2 separate regions of the Homo sapiens genome follow, and region 2 is linked to region 1. Evidence: read pairs that join two places in POLR2A ChIA-PET (ENCODE). Cell type or tissue: HepG2. All regions are shown on one strand.

What was found. ChIA-PET counts read pairs that join two places held together with the same protein. Peaks named below come from ENCODE experiments on the same cell type or tissue, not always from the same donor. Only the 100,000 strongest peaks of a DNase experiment are listed, where the experiment ranks them.
Region 2: POLR2A ChIA-PET joins it to region 1 with 6 read pairs; 2 of 35 experiments call an interaction of 5 or more read pairs at or near these places.

What each region holds. Positions count from the first base shown.
Region 1 is chr16:471,870-476,869 of GRCh38, reverse strand. The region is part of intron 3 of RAB11FIP3 (RAB11 family interacting protein 3); the gene reads right to left. Among named protein-coding and RNA genes, the nearest start is that of RAB11FIP3, 49 kb to the right of the region's middle. In HepG2, no CTCF peak of the experiment used is centred here; a DNase peak (open chromatin) is centred at 2,089; H3K4me3 peaks cover 2,671 bases.
Region 2 is chr16:531,164-536,163 of GRCh38, reverse strand. CAPN15 (calpain 15) reads right to left here. Exons shown (of 14, transcript NM_005632.3): 2 at 2,166-2,218; 3 at 22-135. MIR5587 (microRNA 5587) reads right to left here and starts at 848; the gene lies at 796-848. In HepG2, a CTCF peak has its summit at 2,315; a DNase peak (open chromatin) is centred at 2,263; H3K4me3 peaks cover 1,277 bases.

The DNA.
Region 1 (5,000 bases):
ATCTGCCCACCTTGGCCTCCCAAAGTGCTGGGATTACAGGCCTGAGCCACCATGCCCAGCCTAAAATTTTTTCTTTCTTTTTTTTTTTTTTTTGAGACAGAGTCTTGCTCTGTCGCCCAGGCTGGAGTGCAGTGGCGCAATCTCGGCTCACTGCAAACTCCACCTCCCGGGTTCAAGCAATTCTCCTGCCTCAGCCTCCCAAAGTGCTGGGATTACAGACATGAGCCACCGCACCTGACCTTGGACCAGCTTTTAAAAAGTCAATGGACTGGTACTTCTGACAGATGCCCGATGCCCTTCCCTGGCCAGTGTGGACCCTAAGTCCCCAACAGAAAGCATGATGTTTCTAAGAACAAACCCACACCTTCTCTCAAACAGCTCATGGAGCCCTGAGCAGAGCATCTGTCCTACGAAGGGAGGGAGGTCCGGGCAGTGGGGCCTGCTTATTTCACCAAGTTCCTGTTAGACCTGTAGCTGAGGATGGTGCCCCTGCAGGCAAAAGCCAGTGCCGCCTTAGAGCCACCTGTGCCTCCTCAGAGCTTAGACAGGATGGTTTGGGATGGAAAGAATTCTCCACGGACACAGGAACAATGAGGCAGATTCTACACAAACTCAGACTCCCTGTAAGCTGGATGCCAGGGCACCCTGCCAAGCCTGGAACTCACACGCTCCGCTCTGGACCCACCTTCACCTTCTCATTTCTAAAGTAAGCCTGAGGGCCAGACGCAGTGGCTCACTGTAATCCCAGCACTTTGGGAGGCCAAGGTGGGTGAATCACTTGAGGCCAGGAGTTCGAGACCAGCCTGGCCAATATGGTGAAACCCTGTTTCTCCTAAAAATACAAAAATTAGCTGGGTGTGGTGGCGGGCGCCTGTAATCCCAGCTACTCAGGAGGCTGAGGCATGGAATCACTTGAATCTGGGAGGTGGAGGTTGCAGTGAGCCAAGATCGCACCACTGCACTCCAGCCTGGGTGACAGAGTGAGACTCCATCTCAAAAAACAATTTAAAAAATAAAAAATAAAGTAAGCCGGGCCTCCCTGCCATTGCAGAGTGGCTCCGTGCACTGTAGATCCCACAGAGATGAACAGTTCCACTCCTCAGCGGCTTCGGTGACTGCACCCACCCCTTTATTTGCTCTGGGGTTGTGGACGTCCACTTCCATGCCATCGCCATCGATACTCAGAGCCCCTGGCCGGCTGGATGCCCTGGGGGTTCCAGACAGCTCATGAGGCTCACAGGAGCCACCCCACCTGCTCACTTCCCAATTCAGCCCTGCGGGTTGGTTTCTGCAGTTCAAGGCCTCCCTACATGGAGTTTTCCAGGGCAGCCATCACCTGCCTTTCCAGAGACAAAAATGTACCTCAGAGCACGGTGCCTGCTCACTCCCGGCCTCCTGGATAAAATGCAGTAACAGCTCACACCGGCCCCGGCAGTTTATTTTATTTGCCAGCCAGCCAGGACCTGGCCTTGCCCAGAAGCCATCAAGTCTATGCTACCAACTTTTTAACATTTTTACAAATTACCAATGTTAAGATGAACTCGCTTGAAAATCAAAGTGCATCTTGGAAAACGTCGCTATGTTGAAACGTTACATTCACTAATTAACAAGTCCCCTAAATCACCAGCGGACAGAGAAAAAGCCCGTTCAGGGCCATCAGTAACTCAAGTGGGGCCAACACTGTCCCCGTCACAGTTCCTTCTTCCCTGAGCCTCTCTCCACCACAGAAATAGGAATACTGGGCACAGTGCACACTACTGCCTCCTCTTACCCTCAGATGCTGGCCCGGGTGGCCTCACAGGCTGGGCCTGGCTCTGTACACACCTTCAGGAAGGGCATGCTGTTGGAGACCGGCTCCCCATCGTGTCTCCGTCCCAACCGGGTCACTGGCTTTTCTCAAACAACAATGTCACCTTCCTACTTGCTTGTCATGCTGGGGTTTCTGCAAAGCCTGTGCGCTCACCTGGAGGCACATCACCACCTAGGAGAAAGTTTAACCTGCTCCCAGACACGCTCTAATAAACCTCCTGCTGGTGTTGCCCAGGGAGGGGAAGGCAAAGTTCAGGAAGTGTCCTTGCTGGTTTAAAAAACGGTTAGTCAGTCAGGGCTGAAAACAGAGTGGCTTTTGTTTTTGGCTTCCTAAGCTGATAATGGTTTGCACAAAAGACACATTTCACTATCATTTCACTAAGGCAGCTCTTTGCTCCAGACATCGCCAGTAGTGGGAGAAGGAGGGAGGACGGGAGAGAGCGCGGCCCGACGATTCTGTGAGATGCGCCTTACACTCCCTGACTTTCCCTTCGCTCTTCCAGAAACCCGACAAACAGCCCCACCACCCCCTGGGCTCCACCTGCTCAGATCCTCAGACATCACCATGCCCAGGAACTCAGCGGCGCCACAGTCCATCCCCTTCTACTCTCCCCACTTACTCAGACACCATAGCAGCAACTTTCCCGTTATAAGCTGCCTGCTGAAAGGATCCCTGGGAAAACAGTGCGAGCCAGCAGACCCACTAGCTCGGCCATGACTAACTGCACATTTTACCCGACCACCCCGGTGTGAGCACTGCGATGCTCCCAGTAAAGAGAAATGGGTCTGACTGGAACCATTCAGAATATCAATCAATCAACCAATCAACCAATCAATCAAAGGTTTATTTACCTGAAGACTACCAGTGGAGGGTCCCCGAATAGGGTATCTGGATGGAACACATACTCCCTACTCATATCTTTATTAGACTTTTTTTTTTTAAGATGACATGATGTGCAAGCTGTTTTTTAAAAGAGCAAATTTTCCATAAGTTTCACAGTATCGAACTCCACTTTGTGGAAAATTACATCCCACCCTTAAAAAGCAAAGCAAGACATGGAGGAGAGGTAACTGCGTATTCACTAAGGGAAAGAGGCGCATCTGAAAAGGCTGCATGCCAGATGGTTCTAGCTCCGTGGCGTTCTGGAAGAGGCAGAGCTGTGGAGACACGGAGGATCGGTGGTTGTGGGGGCTGGTGTGAGGGATGAGCCGGCACTGAATCGACTCTGTGACACTATAATCGTGGACCTGTCAAAACACGGAATACACACCACCAAGAGTGAACCCTCAACTACGGACTTTGGCTAATACTAACATATCAGGCTGGGTGCGGTGGCTCACGCCTGTAATACCAGCACTTTAGGAGGCCAAGACGGGTGGATCGCTTGAACTCAGGAGTTTGAGAGCAGCCTAGGCAACACGGTGAAACCCCATCTCTACAAAAAAAAAATACAAAAAATCAGCTGGGCGTGGTGGTTACTGAGTGTGGTCCCAGCCACTGGAAAGGCTGAGAAAGAAGAACACTTGAGCGCAGGAGGCGAAGGTTGTGGTGAGCCAAGATCGAGACTGTACCACCACACTCCAGCCTGAGTAATAGAGCAGACCGTCTCAAACAAAACAAAACAAATAATCATGTAACGTGATCCCGGAATGCTCTACACTATGTTCCATTTTCTGTAAACCTAAAATTGCTCTAAAACATGAAGCATATTCATTTTTTTAAGTCAAAAAACTTTCTTCCATTCTAAAAAAGAAATCAGGATCTAAAAATATGAGAAGGATTAGCTCTGACATGTCAGGTTCCCACCCTTCTGAAGTGACAAGCGTGAGGCTCGGCCACACCCTTCAGACCACGTGGGCCTTTAAGGATAAAATGCACTGGTGCCTTTGGTGCCTCGAGTAACGTCACTCAAGGTTTCCCTGCCCAGGGCTGCCATAACGAACTAGCACAGACCACGGGGCGTGAAGAAACACCAGTTTATCCTCTCAGTTCTGGAGGCCCGAAGTCCAAAGCCAAGGTGTGAGCAGGGCTGGCTCCTGCCTAAGGCTCTCGGAGAGGATGCATCTTTGCCTCTGCTGGCTTCTGGGAGCCCCAGGAGTTCCCTGGCTCTGGTCAGTCTCTGCCCTGTCTTCCTATGGTCTTCCCCCTGTGTGTCTCTCCCGTCTTCCAGGGACACCTGTCACTGGATTTAGGGCCCAAACCAGCATGATATCACCTTGAGATCCTTAATGAACTACATCCGCAAAGACCCTTTTTCCAAATAAGGCCACATCCACAGCTGCTGGGTGGACATATCTTTTGAGAGGCCACTCTTCAGCCACTGCACCATACATAGGATATAAACAATCAACAATGCCCTAACAAACATGAGAGGGGAACAAAAAGACGGATACACGTGAGAAAGAGTGCACAGGCACATGAACGCCCAGGAACACACAGTTCCCCGGACGTTGCAGACCAAGGGCTCTGGGTTACCCTGCAGAGCCTTGGGCATCTCCTCGTGAAGAAGCCGGGTCCTTCTCAGGGCACAGGAGCCACCGTCTGTAGTCCTGGGGTCTCCCAGCACGTTCTGCACACTGCAGCCATGCGAGAGGGTCCAACTCCCACCACACGCCCTCTTAGCCAGCACCTCACTGCTGCCTCACGTGCAGAAAGAGCACACCAAGGCCAAACATGGGACCCACGGTGGGCGCCCTGGCCCCAGAAGCTGCAGCCCAGCTGATAACTGGGACACCGCCGTAAGGCAGAACCACCCCCAGGGTCTGTGTGGGCAGAAGTTAAGCTGCCCACCCAAGGGTGAGGGTGACTAATCCCTGGGGCAGCTTCTCGGAACAGGGAACTGAGTATAATACCATGGCTCCCACGGTACAGTGGCGTCCAAAAGCAACTCAAAAACTACCCTGTGCCAGCCTCAGCTTTCGAGGAGTCAGGGCTCAGAGGACTGACATGAGAAGCCCAGGCCCTACCGGCCAGCAGCTCAGCCCCACTTCTGGTACCCTTGCTCGGCAGCAGGCTGACCAGGACTGGCGGCTGCCACCTCCACCTTCCCGGCGGCCCCCAAGGGCTCAAGTTCAACTTCATGCATTTTCTGCTGCAGCCACGTGGCTCTCCTGGAATCTAACCCTCCAGACCGGCGGACATGGTTACGCTCTGTCGACCACGGCTGTGCTCGAAGACCCTCTCCCCAGCT
Region 2 (5,000 bases), 59 kb before region 1:
GCTCTTGGGAGGAACGCTCACCTGCCACTCCCAGGTCCGGCCCACCTCAGGGCCTGGGCACACGTGAATCACCCAGTGCAGTGGCCCCGAGGACGCAGGTCAGGTCAGTCCGTGGTTCCCATCCTGGCTCCCTGTCTGAATAACCGGGGGGGGGGGGGGGCGTGCAGGGGCACTGTCACCAAGGAGTGTGCCCAGGCCAGGCCGAGGGACAGCAGGGTGAGGCCCCCGCAGAGCATGCCGAACTCTGACCCCTGACCCCAGGGACATGCCCTGGGCCGCTGCTGCTCCTGTAGGGCCTGCCGCCGGCCAAGCATCTGTGCTGCTCCCGTGAGCTGCATGTGCCCCCCGGGCCTCTGCTGTGGGCCAGGCTGTTTCAGGTGCTCGCGAATGGGAACCAGCAGGAGCCGTGACCACAGGGCTGACTCTCAGGGCGGCGCCTCAAGAGTGGCCGTGACTCATGACTGCCACAGAGCCAGGCTGCAGCCACGCCCGCCTCTGGGCTCCCTGGAGGGGCAGGGTGCGGAGGGCCCCGGGCTGTGTGGATCCATGCCTGACCCCCACAAGTCCAACTGTGCAGCTCCCCGCCCTCCCTGGGAGCCGATGCCCTAGTTTTAAACGGGGCGGTGGCCTAGATCCAGCCTCAGAGAATTGCAGAGGTGAGGCCGCCACTGCCCTGTGGGGACAAGTGGTTAATGAGCAGGGCCAACTGGCCGGTCCCTGTCCTGTATGCCACACACACACCCCGTGAGGGCAGCAAGGAGCATCCAGCCAGGGGACGTGCACGAGAAGGGCCAGGATGATCACACTGCCCGGGGCTCAGCACAGGGCTGAGTCCCGGAGGTGACCATTGCCGCCCCGCTCCATCTGCGGCCACTGAGGTCTGCTGGGGGTCTCTGGTGCTGGCCTTGACAGCCCACCCGTGGCAGGACAGGGTCTCGAGGTGCCTCTCGGTAGGTGGTGGGCTCAGTGGGGGTGACCCGTGGGGACGGAACGCATGCTCCTGAGGCTCCAGTGGATGCAGGCAAAGGCACCTCCCGGGGTCAGCGTCCCTACCTGGGGAGCTGGGAGCCCACATGGGAGCAGGGCTGGCACAGCGACCCCCAGCCTTGCGCGGGCGGCACCCACAGCTGTGTCCACTCCGCATACACTCCTCACTGTCTCGCTAACTAATCATGTACACGGCTGTACCCCCGAGCCCTCCCCTGCCCCGCAGGTGACACAGGCGTGTCCCACTCACACAGCACCTGCTCCTGGGCCCTACATCTCCGTCAATCTTTCACAGAGCCATCTTGCCACCATGGGAACCACAGCGACCCCAACAAGGATGCCCCGGTGTCACCCCTGCCCGAGCTGGGGGTGTGGGGGGCAGCAGATGGAAAGCGGGGGCCCCTGTGTCCAGGCAGCTGGTGGCCTGGCCTTGCCCCACGGCAACCCCACTGCGCCCTAAAACTGCACCCACCAGACCAGAGGCTGCTGGTCCAGGCAGGAAACAAGAGCCAGCCACTACCGGGACGAAGCTCAGTCGGTGCCCACAACCTGAAGACAGGCAACTCTGCCTTTGTCCCCACTGACGCTAAGGCCCCTGTGGAGGAGATGACCCCAAGGACAGGAAGCTCCTGCATGAGTCGGGTGGGAGGGCTGAGGACAGGGCTTCCCATCGTCCCTACAAGAAACAAGGCCAGGGCCCCGCCCTGGGGGAGGACGTGGACTCCGACCGCCCGCCCCAAATGACAACTGGCAGGACAGCATTCTCCAGAAACAGGTGCAGGCCGCTCCCCAGGGACCAGGCACCCTCCTGGCTGAGGATAGCGGTGGGGGCCGTGCACAGGCTCCTCACCAGCCCCAGCCCCAGCGCTGCCGTGGGGATGGGGAGCTCCATCTGGGGGCCGGGGCCACAGCACAGGGGAGGTCCCCAAAGGGACAAACACCCCTGTCGGGACCCCGGGCCGCCCTCACCGTCGCCTCCCACGACAGGACCACGGCCCAAACGGCTGGGAGAACGAGGCTCTTCAGGGCAGGCAGGGCTGCCGGCCTCCAGGGGTTCTGTGAATCAAGGGCTCCGAGAGGCCCCCCAGCCGTGGGCACTCCAACCCTGCTGCTCCACAAACAGTTCTGCAGCGCAAGCAAACCCATAAACGAGCCGCAGGGCTTGGGAACAAACTCACCTGAAGCTGCAGCAAGCTCCCAGGCCCTCTCTGTGCCGCGTCTGGGCTGCTGCCTAGAAAGGGAGGCATTTAATCAGGCACCTCAGCTTCCACCAGGAGGACTCTGACCCTGGAACACAGAGCCCCGCCTCCAGCCCTCTCTGCAGGAGCCAGAGTCCCGGGAAATCAGCCCCGGGAGACCCTTCGCCTTAGAAGCTGTCCGAGCTTCTGTCCTTGGGTGTCTGTCCGAGCGCCAAAGGCAGCCCGGGGAGCAGCAGGGGCTCAGCAGGCTCCTCACTACCCTGGTTTAAGGCCCTTGACCTGTCCAGTGCGGTCAACCTCCGGCCAGCCAGGACCGCAGACAGGGCCATTCAAGATCCTGTCCGGACCTCCCACGGCCCGACCCTGCTACAAGGAGCAGGCCGTGGGCAAGAGTCCATGAGCGGGGCTGCAGAGCAGCACCAGCCAGGGAGGGCGGCCGAGCTTCCCAGGCACTGCCAGGGAAAGGTGCCCAGCTTGGGCAGGCACAGGCACACAGCCAGGTGGCCACCTAGACTCCCCCGGACCCCAGCCCGAGTGCCACCCGGCCACTACAGCTGTCAGCAGGGCGGCCACTGCTTCGAGCCAGGCGGCTTTGCTTCTCTAAGGTCATGCTCTCCATGGCGGACCCACTGCGGTGGGCAGGATGCTCACGCTTCCCGCCCTGTCCTTCCTGGGCCCTGTGTAGGGCCCACCATGGACTCCTCACTCAGCCATCACCCTCTTTTTTGTTGGTTTTAAATTTTTTATTTTATTTTTTGAGATAGAGCCTCGCTCTGTCACCCAGGCTGGGGTGCAGTGGTGCAATCTCAGCTCACTGCAGCCTCCGCCTCCCAGGTTCAAGCTATTCTCCTGCCTCAGCCTCCCAAGTAGCTCGGATTACAGGCGCCCGCCACCGTGCCCAGCTAATTTTTGTATTTTTAGTAAAGACGAGGTTTCACCATGTTGGTCAGGCTGGTCTCGAACTCCAGACCTCAGGTGATCCACCCGCCTCGGCCTCCCCCAGTGCTGGGATTCCAGGCATGAGCCACCATGCCCGGCCCCTCACCCTCTTTTGTGATCAGCATGAGGATGGTGTGCAGGTGTGTCCAGTGGCACAGGCATCACCTGTTTTTTTTTTTTTTTTCTCTGACAGAGTCTCGCTCTGTTGCCCAGGCTGGAGTGCAGTGGTGTGATCTCGGCTCACTGCAAGCTCCACCTCCTGGGTTCACGCCATTCTCCTGCCTCAGCCTCCCGAGTAGCTGGGACTACAGGCGCCTGCCACCAGGCCCGGCTAATTTTTTTGTATTTTTAGCAGAGATGGAGTTTCACCGTGTTAGCCAGGATGGTCTCAATCTCCTGACCTCAGGTGATCCACCCGCCTTGACCTCCCAAAGTGCTGGGATTACAGGCGTGAGCCACAGCGGCTGGCTTTTTTTTTTTTTTTGAGACAGGGTATCACTCTGTCACCTAGGCTGGAGTGCAGTGGTGCCATCTCGACTCACTGCAACCTCTGCCTCCCGGGTTCAAGCAATTCTAGTGTCTCAGCCTCCCAAACATCTGGGATTACAGGCACACACCACCACGCCCAGCTAATTTTTGTATTTTTAGTAGAGATGGGGGTTTCGTCACGTTGGCCATGCTGGTCTCTACCTCCTGACCTCATGTGATTCACCCACCTTGGCCTTCCAAAGTGCTAGGATTACACGCATGAGCCACTGAGCCCAACCGAATTCTACTTTTTTTTCTTTTTTTTTTTTTTGAGACGGAGTATAGCTCTGTCGCCTAGGCTGGAGTGCAGTGGTGCCATCCCGGCTAACTGCAACCTCCGCCTCCCAGGTTCAAGCAATTCTACAGTCTCAGCCTCCTGAGTATCTGGGATTACAGGCACACACCACCACACCCAGCTAATTTTTTTATTTTTAGTAGAGATGGGGTTTCGCCATTTTGGTCAGGCTGGTCTCGAACTCCTGACCTCAGGCAACCCACCTGCCTCGGCCTCTGAAAGGGCTGGGATTACAGGTGTCAGCCACCGCACCCAGCCCCGACTTCTATTTTTAACAGGAAAAAAGGACCAGACAAGCACTCGTGGTTTTTGGCACTTCTCTACTTCTCTGCTTGCCATGTGGTGGCAGAAGCAGCCCTGGTCTGGGCAGCCCGGTGACCTCACTGGTGGCCAAGCAGAAGCCTCTGGGACACAGGGGGCACCTGTCACCCCAGAGAAGGGGACGGGGGCCTTGGGAGCCGTGTGGCCCTGGGCACCTGTCATCCCAGAGAAGGAGACGGAGGCCTTGGGAGCCGTGTGGCCCTGGGGGCACCTGTCACCCCAGAGAGGGAGACGGAGGCCTTGGGAGCCGTGTGGCCCTGGGGGCACCTGTCACCCCAGAGAAGGAGACGGGGGCCTTGGGAGCCGTGTGGCCCTAACCCAGAGGAGGCCTCGTGGCACCTCTTTCCCCATCAGCTCCAGCCTCTCTGCAGCCACCTTTTCAGGAGGGGCAGGAACTCCAGAAAGCTCCAAAACTTATTGCCTTTCTCATTACAGGGGACAGGGAGGTGGGGGGTAGGGAGTGGGGATCAGGCAGGGGCAGAAGGTGTAAGAGGTTCAACCTGCCTGGGGGACTTCACTTACAAAGGGCAGAGGCTGGGTGTGGTGGCGCCCACCTGTAGTCCCAGTATTTGGGAGGCTGAGGCAGGAAGATCACTTGAGCCCAGGAGTTTGAGGCTGCAGCGAGCTATGATTGCAACTGCACTCCAGCGTGGGCAACAGAGCACGACCCTGGCTCAAAAAAATAAAACTTAAAAAATGTTAAAATAAAGGGCAACTTTTTGAAGAGAAGT